2 separate regions of the Homo sapiens genome follow, and region 1 is linked to region 2. Evidence: read pairs that join two places in POLR2A ChIA-PET (ENCODE). Cell type or tissue: GM12878. All regions are shown on one strand. Links, peaks and the distances in the headings refer to the core of each region. The heading gives the core; the rest is flanking DNA.

Evidence for each region. Peaks named below come from ENCODE experiments on the same cell type or tissue, not always from the same donor. Only the 100,000 strongest peaks of a DNase experiment are listed, where the experiment ranks them.
Region 1: POLR2A ChIA-PET joins it to region 2 with 7 read pairs; 2 of 35 experiments call an interaction of 5 or more read pairs at or near these places.

What each region holds. Positions count from the first base shown.
Region 1 is chr1:100,194,231-100,200,541 of GRCh38, forward strand. It overlaps DBT (dihydrolipoamide branched chain transacylase E2), which reads right to left. Exons shown (of 11, transcript NM_001918.5): 11 at 1-2,192. The coding sequence ends at 2,025. It also overlaps the pseudogene RPL23AP90. Among named protein-coding and RNA genes, the nearest start is that of LRRC39, 19 kb to the left of the region's middle. RefSeq lists an enhancer at 5,867-6,311. In GM12878, for the core only: no CTCF peak of the experiment used is centred there; no DNase peak of the experiment used is centred there.
Region 2 is chr1:100,073,079-100,081,046 of GRCh38, forward strand. SLC71A1 (solute carrier family 71 member 1) reads left to right here. Exons shown (of 12, transcript NM_033055.3): 9 at 4,087-4,199; 10 at 5,373-5,470; 11 at 7,418-7,581. Among named protein-coding and RNA genes, the nearest start is that of SLC71A1, 39 kb to the left of the region's middle. RefSeq lists enhancers at 4,594-4,643, 4,654-4,803. In GM12878, for the core only: no CTCF peak of the experiment used is centred there; DNase peaks (open chromatin) are centred at 2,943, 3,853 and 4,633; H3K4me3 peaks cover 789 bases; H3K27ac peaks cover 4,429 bases.

The DNA of each region.
Region 1 (6,311 bases), core at 110-5,109, 120 kb after region 2:
AATGACAGCTCACTACAGCTTTGAACTCCTGGGCTCAATTGATCCTCTTGTCTCAGCTTCCTGAGTAGCTGGGACTATAGGTGCACACCACCACACTTGGCTTTTTGGTTTTTTTTTTTTTTTCTGAGACAAAGTGTTGCTCTGCCACCCAGGCTGGAGTGCAGTGGTGTGATCTCTGCTCACTGTAACCTCCACCTCTTGGGCTCAAGCAATTCTCCTGCCTCAGCCTCCCAAGTAGCTGGGACTACAGGCGTGTGCCACCAGGCCCAGGTAATTTTTTGTATTTTTACAAAACTGTAGAGATGGGGTTTCACCATGTTGGCCAGGGTGGTCTCGAACTCCTGACCTCAGGTGATCTGGCCACCTCGGCCTCCCAAAGTGCTGGGATTACAGGCGTGAGCCACCAGGCTAATTTTAAAAATAATGTTTTTTGAGATGGGATCTCACTATGTTGCCCAGGCTGGTCTCAAACTCCTGGCCTCAAGTGATCCTCCTGCTTCAGCCTCCCCTATAACTGGGATTACAGTTACAAGTCATCACACCTGGCTGATTTATTCTTTCCTGATTTTAAAATTATTTCCATTTTGAGAAAAACCAAGTAGATATTAAAACAACCTTTTTTCTGTCACAAAACTTCACTTAAACAACTAATTTTGGCATACAGTTTTCAACTGGACAATATTAGAAACAACATGGATTTCCGAATGCAAATTGAAATGTTGGATACATTCATCTCGTTGCTATTTCTGATTAAAGTAGACCTTTAACAAAATGATCATTATGAAACCTTCATTTCTATACAAAATTTCTTATTTTTTATATCCATAATTACTATTAGACTCTTCCTTCTCCTCTTATTTACATTCTTACCCAGGATATGGAGAATGGAATAGACCTTAATTTCTTATCCTATTTTTTAGCTGAAGACCAAAAAAGTTAAAAGGAAGTAGACTTCTCAAATTTTTTTTAAAAAAAGAAATGTCAGTGGCTGCTACATTTAAAGTACCTTCCTTACATGAGGGAAGTTTGCAAAGGTGAAGGTCTTCCCCAAGAAAATACCAAAGCATTACCACAAATCTAAAACTATATCCATTTTAAACAAACACCTTTAATAGACTGGTTATAAAACTATAATTGGACAATTTTAAGGCCAGTTTATACTTTTCCCTTTTCAAAGACATTAATTAATATAAATAAGACACTATCAGATGATATTCTCTATACAGAGCAAGAATATACTCTTGGATATCTCAAAAGAGAAGTATAATTGCACTTATTTCATACAACAATTAGCATAATAACGGAAATGGAAAATATTTTTGTATATAAATTCCATTTCTTAATTAAGTAAAATTAAAGTTTCATTAAGAGTCAGTTAAAAAAAATAGGGCATATACTGTCTGTATATGGCTACCTGTCTTTTAGTAACATGAATTTTGTTTTTTTGTTTTTGAGATGGCGTCTTGCTCTGTCGCCCAGGCTGGAGTGCAATAGCACGATCTCAGCTCACTGCAACCTCCACCTCCCAGGTTCAAGCGATTCTCCTGCCTCAGCCTCCCAAGTAGCTGGGATTATAGGTACCCACCACCACACCCGGCTAATTTTTGTATTTTTAGTAGAGGCCAGGTTTCACCATGTTGGCCAGGCTGGTCTCAAACTTCTAACCTCAGGTGATCCGCCCACCTGGGCCTCCCAAAGTGCTGGGATTACAGGCGTGAGCCACCATGCCCGGCCTAATTTTGTTAATCTTGCCAGTTTCAAGCCATTGACACAAAAACATCAGCACCATATTAAGAAGTCACACTCTGACCTATAAAATGTGACAGCCCCAGGAGAACCATTACACCATTATTCATTTTCAGTAAAAAGTCTAATAGAACAGTGACAAATATTGTGCCTTAGATCCTTAATCATACGATACAAATCATTTACAATATAAATTGTAAAGATGAACATGTGCTGGCACAGCTAGGGTTTACATACTCTTTGGAAGCTCAAAAAGTTCAAGAATGTCTTATCAGTCTTCATTTCAGATCTAGTAGCATAAAAGCTGGGTTTTCTAAATAGGATTTCCACAAATTGGAGAAGCGTGACATTGTAGCACCATCAATAACTCTGTGATCAGCTGACCAGCTCACATTCATTATCTGTGCCTTATATACTTCTCCTTTCTGGTTAAATCGGGGAATGGCCTAGAAATGAAAAAAAAAAAAAAAAAAAAAAAAAAAAGAACAAAGAGTAAACCTTCACTTGTTCAGAGCTCAAGCTCTAACAATGGTGTAAGATCAGGCAAACCCTTCTTCCTGTACAGTACAGAAAAAAATGGGCATCCCCAATGACTTTTGAAAATGCTGATTCCTACTCTTCCCATCTTTGAGTATATGCCTGGAGCTTACAGAAGTTCTCCAAGGTACTTCCTATCCCTTGTACAATTCCCATACCTACATTCATTAACTTTCATCTCAGATTTCAAATATTTAATAATTATTTACTGTATACCCACTATGTGCCAAGTATTCTTCTAGGCTCTGGGGAGAGACAGACAATTAAATAAGGCTTCCTCACTGAAGGCAGTGAGGAAACAAGCCATTATCAAGTTCCCCTGACCACTGAGTTGGCCAGGAAGAAGACAGGACAACAACATGCTTGTGTTCTTTGTGGATATTAAAGCTAGTAAGCACCACATCAAACAGGCTGGAAGCTCTATGACACTGATGCGGCCAAGGTCAACACCTTGATCAGGCCCGGAGAGAGGAAGGCATATATTCCATTAGCTCCTGATTACAATGCTTTGGATATTGCCAACAAAATTGGGATCATCTAAAATGAACCCAGCTAATTCTAAATATATATCTTTTCACTATCAAAAAAAATGTAGACAAAATATAAGCCCCAACTTATTATTAGATTCAATAGACATAAAATCATGCTGTCAAACTGCTATAAAAGTTTCTAAGCTCTACTCTCTTTTTCTATACTGATCTCCTCATGGCTGGGATACAACAGTCACAGCCAGATGTGGATCCTTGAGCACACTGAGTAGCATCTGTGTAAAGCCATGTAGGCCACTGCAACTACTTGTCTTTGATTCTATGTGAGATGAGAAGCCCTTCAAAGTGTCTGAGCAGATTGGCCATTCACTGAAAGAGGACGACTTTAGGAGGAGCAGGTCTGATGGTGGGGGGCAGTGAGGAAAGGAGCAGGAGCTCAGTTTTAGACATGTTAAAATTCAAGATGCCTTTATACATCCAAGCAAGATATAAGAGTAAGTTCAAAAGTGAGGTCCAGTCTAGAGATATAAACCTGGGAGTCATCAGTGTATAAATGGTATTGAAAGATCAGATAAAGAAAAGCGGTGAGAACTGAATCCTGGGGTGCTTCCATGTGCAGAGATTAGGAACATTAGGAGGTATGGGTAAAGGAGACTTAGAGGGAATAGGCAGTGACATAGGAGGAAAACCAAAATGGCCAGGTATTCTGCAAGTCAATATTAAGAAAGTTTTCCAAAGAGGTTGGATTGATCAGTCATCTCAAGGTCAACTAGTAGGTCAAGGAAAACGAATACTGAGAATTGAGTAACATGGAAGACTTAATGACTTAAACAATTTAGCAAGAAGGAATTAAAATTCTATAATGAAAACAAAATAGCAAAGGAAAGATGACACAAAGGGAGAAAGGAATTAAATACTATTTGTCCCTACCCCACAAATATTATTTTAAGGGAATAAGATTTCTACTCTAAGAACTACACTTCATGGCTTGAAAAAACCATGGATAAAATGATTCTGTAAAATATATCTATTGAACAGATATTTATAAATCAAATATTCATTTGTTCATAACACCATTATGCACAAGAGCCAAAAAATGGAAAAATCCAAATATTCATTGATGGATGAATGTATAAACAAAACATGGCATACATTTATATACAACAGTATACTATTTACCCTTAAAAATTAATGAAATTCTGATACATGCTACATGAATGAACCTTGAGCCAGATACAAAAGGACAAATACTGTATGATTCCACTTACATGAGGTACCTAGAATAGTCCAATTAATTCACAGAGACAGAAAATAGAATGGTGGTTACCAAAGGCTGGGGAAATGGAGAGATTACTCAGTAAGTGCAGAGTTTCAGTTTGGGATAATGAAAAAGTTCTGGAGACAGATGGTGGTGATGGTGGCAAACAATGTAAATGTACTTAATGCCACTGAACAATGTACTTAAAAATGGTTTAAATGGTCAATTTATGTTTATATATTTTACCACAATTATATACATATACACATATAATTCAGAAGAAGATAATCTCTTTAAGGAAAGAGAACACAAAATTTTGTCAAACAGGTATAATGGTTTGGAAACTGCAGGAAGCCAGAATTTTGTGAGAATCAAATGTTGAATTCTTGTTGGAAAAGAGAATGAGTGATAGAGAGAAGTTATAACTCAGAGAACTGATTTGGAAATAGTGACATACTGTGTCTTTTTGTTTTTTCTCCCTATCTCCTCTGCTTGCCAGAAGGGAAAGTGGATGCCAGGAAGGGGGAATGACTTAGATGCTAATTTACTATCTGCTAGAAAGCAAATCAAAGGCTGAAGGAAAGAATTTGTGAGGGTTCCAACACGCAAGGAATAAACTCATGAGGACAAGTCCCAGAGATGTTCAACATGGAAGCATTATAAGTGTAGAAAAGAAAGGCTCTTCTTAAAACACACTCTTCTTAATGTAGTGACAATGACATTTAATAAACATGGTATTGAAGTGGTATCCAGGAGCTTATTTGCCTCAGTGGTCCTCAACCCTGAATTAATAGGGGGTACCCAAGTCCCATCCCCCAAAATTCCAATTCAGCTGGTAGAGGGGGAGCTTGGCCATAATTTTTTTCAAGCTCCCGTATGATTCTAACATGTAGCCAGGGTGAAGAATCACTGCAACCCTTATTCTAAGTCAGTGTCTTCTAAACCATGGTCACCGATCACCTTTTTGCACTCATTTGGGTTCCTGTTCAAAATTTAAGTTCGGAGGGTTCTGCCCCTAAGGTAAAGAAATCTGCGCTTTTAACTAACACTCCCAGTGATTCCTGAGCAAAGAATGCTCTAAATGAGTCTCACTTTGTTTAAAATAACATTTTCAATTGGTTTTCTATTATTCTTTGGTATAATGAAATAAAGATATTTTGATAGAAGTAGATTGGCTATATTTGTGATTATTCATTAAGACTCAATATCTGTGCCTGGCATAATCCACAATGGTTGATCCATACAGAAACAACCCAGATCGCCACCATTTATTACACACAGAGGCAGCCACCAGAAGTGCCGGCCTAGCTCTTAGGAAGAAGTAATAGGTTTTTGGATTCCCAGGCAAGATGGCAGAACAGGAACAGCTCCGGTCTGCAGCTCCCAGTGAGACCAAGGCAGAAGGCAGGTGATTTCTGCATTTCCAACTGAGGTACCCGGTTCATCTCATTGGGACTGGTTAGACAGTGGGTGCAGCCCATGGAGGGCCAGCAGAAGCAGGATGGGGCGTCGCCTCACCTGGGAGGCGCAAGGGGTCAGGGAACTCCCTCCCCTAGCCAAGGGAAGCCATGAGGGACCGTGCTGTGAGGGATGGTGCTATCCAGCCCAGATACTATGCTTTTCCCATGGTCTTTGCATCCGACAGACCAGGATATTCCCTCGGATGCCTACTCCACAAGGGCCCTGAGTTTCAAGCACAAAACTGGGAGGCCGTTTGGGCAGACACCAAGCTAGCTGCAGTTTTGTTTTTTTTTTCATACCCCAGTGATGCCTGGAACACCAGTAAGACAGAACTGTGAGAGACACTCCCCTGGAAAGGAGGCTGAAGCCAAGGAGCCAAGTGGTCTTGCTCAGTGGATTCCAACCCCACGGAGCCCAGCAAGCTAAGATCCACTGGCTTGAAATTCTCGCTGCCAGCACAGCAGTCTGAAGTCGACCTGGGATGCTGGAGGTTGGTGGGGGGAGGGGTGTCAGCCATTACTGAGGCTTGAGTAGGCGGTCTTCCCCTCACAGTGTAAATAAAGCCACAGGGAAGTTCGAACTGGGCAGAGCCCACTGCAGCTCAGCAAAGCCACTGTATCCGGACTGCCTCTCTAGATTCCTCCTCTCTGGGCAGGCATCTCTGAAAGAAAGGCAGCAGCACCAGTCAGGGGCTTATAGATAAAACTCCCATCTCCCTGGGACAGAGCACCTGGGGGAAGGGGTGGCTGTGGGCGCAGCTTCAGCAGAATTAAACCTTCCTGCCTGCCGACTCTGAAAAGAGCAGTGGATCTCCCAGCATA
Region 2 (7,968 bases), core at 1,794-6,793:
AGAAGCCTTAGCGACATTCATGAATCCTTTCTCCCTAACCTTACATTCAGCCCATCAAATGATACTTCCTATCACCTCTCTCTCCAAAATATATCTTGAATCAGAGCGTTTCTGATATTCTCCATTAGTAGGAACCCAATCTGAGCCGTGGCCATATCTTCCATCTGGTCTCTCTGCTTCCATCTTGCCTCACTATAGTTCATTCTGCACTTGGCAGAGTAATTTTTGTAAAATGGAAATTTAATCGCATCTTACCTATAACTCACTTTCCTTTGCAACCAGAATAAAATCTAGACTCCTTATTATGTCATTTTCCTCCACTCTCCACATGGTTGAGTATGTTCTGTTTCAGTCCAGGGCCTTTGCACTTGCTGTCAGCCTTGCTTGGGGTGTTCTCTTTCCCCAGATCTTTGCATAACTAGGTCTCTCCCCTTAGTGAGCTCTCACTTCAAAAGGCCTTCCCTGGATCCTGGTTTAAGCAGCATCTCCATCACACTGCCCTGTTTTATTTTGTTCATAGCAGCTACAACCTGGAATATCTTGTTAAATAAGCAGGCTCATATGCATCTTTCCTCCATGAGAAGGTAGTCCGTGTGTTGATGGATACTTTGACTTACTCACCCATGCGTCTTCAGGCCAAGAATAAGAGTTGGTCTTATTAGGAATTTGGCAAATATTTGTTGACAGACTAACCAAAGCTGATGTTAGTGTTAGCTTAGCTGTTCATCAGCTATGCCATCTTGCTTAAGTCATTTAACCTTTGGGACTCAGTGCTGTCATCTTCAAAATGAGAGTTAAATTAAGGGACACCAAAAATTTTTTCCGTTCAAGAACACTTATATATTAAGTATTTTGTTCCATTATTATTAATATTATTGAGAATATTATAACATTTAGAATTATGCATGCTTTCCATAAACACTTATTAAGAACTTACTGGGTGCTGGGGATATAAATGTAAATAAGAGAAAAGTTCCTGCCTTCAAGAAGAAAATCAGTGTTCCCAGTTACAGTGTTGTAAGTATCGGTGTCTTTTAGGGCTTTGGGTCACAAGATAGGCTGTAGGGGAAGGAGTCCAAGAGGAGGTTCTCACAGCAGTGGGCCTGCTGCAGTAATTCTGCACATAGGACGTTACCCCAGGAAAGGGGGATTGGTGTATCTCATTGTTTCCAATTTTAATGACTCATCTCATGGCCTTAAGAAAATATATTCTTGGCCGGGCACGGTGGCCCACACCTATAACCTTAGCACTTTGGGAGGCCAAGGTGGGTGAATCACCTGAGGTCAGGAGTTCGAGACCAGCCTGGCCAACATGGTGAAACCTCATCTCTACTAAAAATGCAAAAAAAATTTAGCTGGGCATGGTGGCACGTGCCTGTAATCCCAGCTACTCGGGAGGCTGAGGCAGGAGAATCACTTGAACCTGGGAGGTGGAGGTTGCAGTGAGCCAGCATTGCGCCACAGCACTCCAGCCTGGGCAACAAGAGCGAAACTCCATCTCGGGGGGAAAAAGAAAGGCTGGGCACGTGGTGGCTCACGCCTGAGATACCAGCACTTTGGGAGGCCGAGGCAGCTGGATCACAAGGTCAGAAGTTCGAAACCAGCCTGGCCAATATGGTGGAACCCTGTCTTTACTAAAAATACAAAAATTAGCAGGCATGGTGGTGGGCACCTGAGTCCCAGCTACTCGGGAGGCTGAGGCAGAAAAATCGCTTGAACCCCGGAGGCAGAGGTGGCAGTGAGCCAAGATTGTGACACTGCACTCTAGCCTTGGCAACAGAGCGAGACTCCGTCTCAAAAGAAAAAAAAACCCAAAAGAAAAAGAAAATATATTCTCCAGTTAATCTTATCTATAAAAAGGAAATGAGGCTAATAATGCATTCTAAGCCTTTTTTATTGAATTGGGATTTATTCTTTGAGAACAGCTTTCCACAAAGGGGAAGATAGTCATTTCTGCAGATAAGTACTTACTGGCTAGATGGGTTGGTTGAAGGGCTATGAGATGACCGCATTTTATAAGTACTTTCTGGTAATATTAATGATCTCTGCTTGAGAAGTGTCAGCTTTCTTAGACTAGCATTCCTGAAAGAACACGTGCTCCAGGGTACATGGCTGGCCCATGCCATCCTGTTCCCACTGAGCTGGGAGTTGATGCTCAGCCTTCTTCACTGTCCTGTCTCTTGGCTGAAGTGCCAGGGATTTCATCATTAAGTGAAATCTATTTTTTAACAGCATTTCTTCCTTGTAATGCTTATCATCATCTCAATGAATGATGAGAACAAATGTTTTCTGCTCTGTGAGTTCCTAGAGCCATATAAAGAATCACAGCTTTTTAGATGAAAGTGCTACCTTCCGGGATGTTCTTAAAAGTAGTTTCCCAGAAGTTCTTCAACTTTGCATTATAGTTCCCTGTTCTTCTCAGACAGTTGGAGGCCACAGAGCTTTGGGTATACTTACAGTTTCCTTTTTCATAATTAATTGAAAGCCAGTCTCTGATATAGTCCACAAATAAAATCATTTTTAATTATTTCTAACCCTAATTAGAATCCTAATCATTTCTAATCTTTCTGATTATTTTTTATAATATTGGCCACCAGTTCCCACCCACAAGTCATGGGTGACTTGAGATGGTCTCTGTCACCCAGGCTGGAGTGCAGTGGTGTGATCATGGCTTACTGCAGCCTCGACCTCCTGGGCTCGAGTGATCCTCTGGACTCAGCCTCCTGAGTAGCTGGGACCACAGGTGTGTGCCACCAGCCTGGCTAATTTTTCAATTTTTTGTAGAGATGTGGTCTCTTTATGTTGTCCAGGCTGGTCTCAAACTCCTGGGTTCAAGCAGTCCTTCCATCTCAGTTCCCCAAAGTGCTGGGATTACAGATATGAGTCACTGTGCCTGGCCTAAATGTTTCTTTCAGTTGAAGTTTTTCTCAGCTAACTGCTGGCTCTGGGCAAGTTTCCTTTTCTGGTTTGGTTGCCGAAGAATATAATTCTACATGGAACTCAGTCTTATACTCACGTGATTTAAGTGAAAGTCTTAGACAAGAAAGCTGTGAGTTCTAATTGCTCAAAAATCCTTGAATGAATCATTTGCTTTTCACTGGCATATTTGTGATTAAATTCTTAAGTGGCCATCTCAATTTAAAGAATTCAAAACTTATATTTTATGAGTTTTAAAGTGTCAGCCCATCATAAAATAGTGATTTCCTGAATTATTTTTACTTGTCTATGGACTTACTAGCTATCTTATGTAGTATATTAAAAACGTTAGTTAGAATAGCAAAAAAAAATTTTCTAATGTTCCCAAATCACTGCTGAACTTTGTTGACTTTGAAAGAAAAAGGAGGCACAAGAAAACCCACCCACTGATAATATTGTTTATTAACCGCTGATTATTGCCAGGCACAATTCTAAGAACTTTATGTAAATATATCTCATTTAATTCCCATGACAAGGTTTTGAAATAGGTGCTGTTATCCCCATTTGCAAAGAGACAAAAGTGAGGCTCAAAGTGAAGTGACTTGCTGAGAGCCACACAAAGCCAAGATTATGATCCAGGCTGTTTTTCTAAAGTCTGCTGTATAGTATACTGCATTTATCCCAAATCAAGCTTATTAATTTACTGTTTATAAAAGGCATCATGGTTTCAACAACAGATTAACTTAGGTAAATAATATATGGGTAATCATTGTTCTGTTAGTTTTTCTTTAGTTGTGGAAATAAGCATTTTAGACTAACTTGGACCTAAACAAGCTTTAAGGCTATTATGTAATGGGGATCTCCAAATCATTAGTTAGAACTTTTGACCCTTCCATTTTCAACTACTGATTTAAGTGGTCCTCAGTAGAAATGTACTGAATAGGAAGTTTTATCTTTCAGTTTTCTAACTCTCAGTCTGGATCTATGTCAGCAGAGGGACTTTTCATCTGCTTATGTGACCTGGACTAGTGATCTCAGACATATTCAGGGCAATTATTGCTGAAAATCAGCCAAATTGTAGAAAAGTGCCAATAGTCCTTTTATAGTGTAGATTGAAAGAAGTCACTTTTTAAAACTTTATTCTGATAAATCTTTTTTTTTTTTTTTCAGACCATAGTCTTGAGTTTACTTATGAGGTCAATTGGAAATAAGAACACCATTTTACTGGGTCTAGGATTTCAAATATTACAGTTGGCATGGTATGGCTTTGGTTCAGAACCTTGGTAAGTATAAATATTTTAATGTTAATATTTTTAATTTTGGTGTTAGCCCTTGTGTTTTTATTTGCTTCTCAACTGAGGGGTAGACTGTAATCTGTCTCATACTATGCTTTTTATCTTTCAAAATGTGTCTAATATAAGTCTGCCACTTGTATATTTATATGTTCTCCTAGAATGGCTTGAGGATTAAAAAGGTGACCTTTTATAGCTAAATGACAGGCTGAATTTTTGAATGAGATTATACAGCTTTTGAATCTTTAAGGAGCATTTAATCTAAATCAGTCCGTTACTAGGAAAAAGTATGTAATCCCATAGCAACAAGGCCCTGAAAGTTATTTACATTTTTTGTTTTTCTGGTCAGGAAAAAGAAAGTTGTATAACCAGTGATCATTACTGATAGCAAACCAGAAGTGAAAACAATCCAGTTATTTTGGTGCCAGCTTCATGCTGTGTCTCAGCTTTTCTGACCAGTCGGGTTTCCTGCAGGGGACTTGAGTAGTGACGCTTGTTGTCAGGCTGCCCACGTAGATAGTATTATTGTGCTCAGGCATTATGGCACTGAACTCCATGGTTTGCACTAATATTTCAAACAACTGACTGCCTCGTCTCTGTTTGGACTTGGATATAAGCAAGCATCAAGAGGGTGATGATTTGTTCTCCAAACTAGCCTTTGCAAAGAGGTGCTCACAATTGAAATTACCTAAAACATTTCTTTTAAACATCAAGCCAGGAACATCCAAGTTACTTGTTCTTTACAATTTAAGGATTAGATCAAATCAGCGATATCTTCACAAATCCATCCATAAGAACTTTGCCAAAGACTTGTTGGCTTCATGTGTTTGGAAATATTTGATGATGTTTCGTCATCTATATTATACATTATCCTCAATATAACCTCTCAATTGCCTGTAGAAATAATACCCAGCACATTTTACAGTTTGGAACATGATATCCCTATTTTACATTACACCCTCACAGCACTCTTGTGAATTAAGTTGCTGTCTTTGTATACAGGGTCAGATTGTTAAGCGACTTGCCCATAGTCACCTAGTAAGCAAGTTCAGTTCTCCTTTTCTCTACAGCCATTTCACAGTAAGAATTACTTAATTATGTAGTTTGACTTTCAGGTACAGTGGAGAAGAATTTACTGTTTTTGTTTTGCTGCTCTCCTTATAGGATGATGTGGGCTGCTGGGGCAGTAGCAGCCATGTCTAGCATCACCTTTCCTGCTGTCAGTGCACTTGTTTCACGAACTGCTGATGCTGATCAACAGGGTGAGTTGATAGGAACTAGCGATAATTATTTAAAAGTACAGAATGTTCTAATCCTGTGTTCTGTCTCCTATGTACTGAAACATAAGTATATCTTCAGGGTAGAGACTTTTAAAATTGCTTTTGATATAAACAGGAAAAGCAGATTCTAGGGTATTTATCCTTAGGTAGATACATATTCCCTTTTCTCTCACTTAGAATATGTGGCTTATCTGTTCTGTTCATAGAAAATTTACTGATGAGGCTGGGCATGGTGGCTCACACCTGTAATCCCAACACTTTGAGAGGCCGAGGCAGGCAGATTGCTTGAGTTCAGGAGTTGGAGACCAGCCTGGGCAACATGGGGAAACCCCATCACTAAAATGCAAAAATTAGCTGGGCAGGGTGGCGCATGCTTGTAGTCCCAGTTACTTGGGAGGCTGAGGTTGGAGGATCACTTGAGTCTCAGAGGCGGAGGTTGCACTGAGCCAAAATCAGGCCAGTGAACTCCAACCTGGGCGACACAGTGAGAGACCTTGAGAGACCTGTCTCAAAAAAATTTACTGATGAATGTTGGCCACAGAATATTAACTAAGCATTAAGTTTTTGCTGTGTTGTGCTAGACACCTTGTGGGATATATTCATAGACCTTTTATGAATGTTGTCCCAGCCACTTGGGAAGCTGAGGCAGGAGGATTACTTGAGCTCAAGAGTTTGAAGCTAGCTTAGGCAACACAGCAAGACTCCCATCTCTAATAAAAAAAAAAAAAGAAATCATATAGTTTCAGTCATCTGAAGATATGTAACACAGCAACATCTTTAATGTCATATGCTCTCTTTTTTTTTTTTGGTGGGAACATTTAATTCTTGGGATGCTAACAGATGACAAATACTTCTTTGAAAAGGATATGTTTTGTCTAGTCATAAGGATAAAAGGGGCACTGCAAAACAGTGGCAGTTGTCACTTGGTTGATAAATGAGGAAGGAAAGGCCTATGGCCAAAGCAAGTTGCATTTTAAATTAAAGATCCAAAAGAGAGAAACAAAAATCAAATGCTGTTAAAACAGTGTTATTGGCCGGGCGCAGTGGCTCATGCCTGTAATCTCAGTGCTTTGGGAGGCCAAGGCTGGTGGATCACCTAAGGTCAGGAGTTCGAGATCAGCCTGGCCAACATGGTGAAACCCTGTCTCTACTAAAAAAATCAACCAGGCGTCGTGGTGCACACCTGTAATCCCAGCTACTCGGGAGGCTGAGGCAGGAGAATCACTTGAACCCTGGAAGCGGAGTTTGCAGTGAGCCGAGATCGTGCCACTGCACTCCAGCCTGGGCAACAAGAGTGAAACTCCGTCTCAAAAAAAAAAGTGTGATTTTGGCTGGGCACAGTGGCTCAATGCCTGTAATCACAGCACTTTGGTAGGCTGAGGCAGGAGGATCACTTGAGTTGAGTTCAACACCACCCTAGGCAACAAAGTGAGACCCCATCTCTACAAAAAGTACAAAAATTAGCCAGGTATTTGAGCCCAGGAAGTTGAGGCTGCAGTGAGCCAAGTTTGCGCCACTGCACTCCCGCCAGTTGACCCCCCCACTTTATTTTTGACTAAAAGGGGTCTTAAGTACTTGCTTGGGGACAGATAAATTTTAACATTTGTAGTTGTGAAATTGTGACTGATTTTTAACCAGCCATGTTTTGAAGGCTGTAATCTAGGGAAATAAAGTAGTTTTGCCCACTTGTTTCTATGTGAGACCTATATATGGGTACATCAGAGCTCATGTTTGCATAGGACAGCTTACTACACTTTGTAGAGCTGATAGCTTCTAAATATTAATAGTTTTTAATGACATTGCTATAAATTGCTAGTGTCTGATAAGAAGCTTGATTTTAGATTAAGTGATTTCATATTTGTACTGGTTCTAAGGTAGGGAAAAAAAACCAGGTAGTTTACTAAGTGATAATTTGTTTAAACAATGTAGGTGTCGTTCAAGGAATGATAACAGGAATTCGAGGATTATGCAATGGTCTGGGACCGGCCCTCTATGGATTCATTTTCTACATATTCCATGTGGAACTTAAAGAACTGCCAATAACAGGAACAGACTTGGGAACAAACACAAGCCCTCAGCACCACTTTGAACAGGTAATTCTCATTCAACATGATCAAATTGTATGGTTCATTTGGCTAGATTAAAGGCTACTGGTTTTTGGTCATGAAAGCTTTTATGTGAGATTCTATTTGAGATTGGATAAAATGCTTAAAAACCAGAGTTTAAGGGACTGTGTTCTTCTACATACCACCTTGTGAAAATTGGCTGTGCATATTTTTTTTCCACTTGAGAATGAAAAATTTTAAGTACCTAGTTTGTCAATGGCATATGTAACAAACCATTTCTCTTTACTACTAGTCTCTTTTGAAACTTTTCTAATATCACAGTTGTGTATGTTAACTAACTTTTCATACAAAAGGCAGGCTTATGGTAAATAACCTTTGTTCACTGTTTGCTATATTTCCCTCTTTTCAACTGAA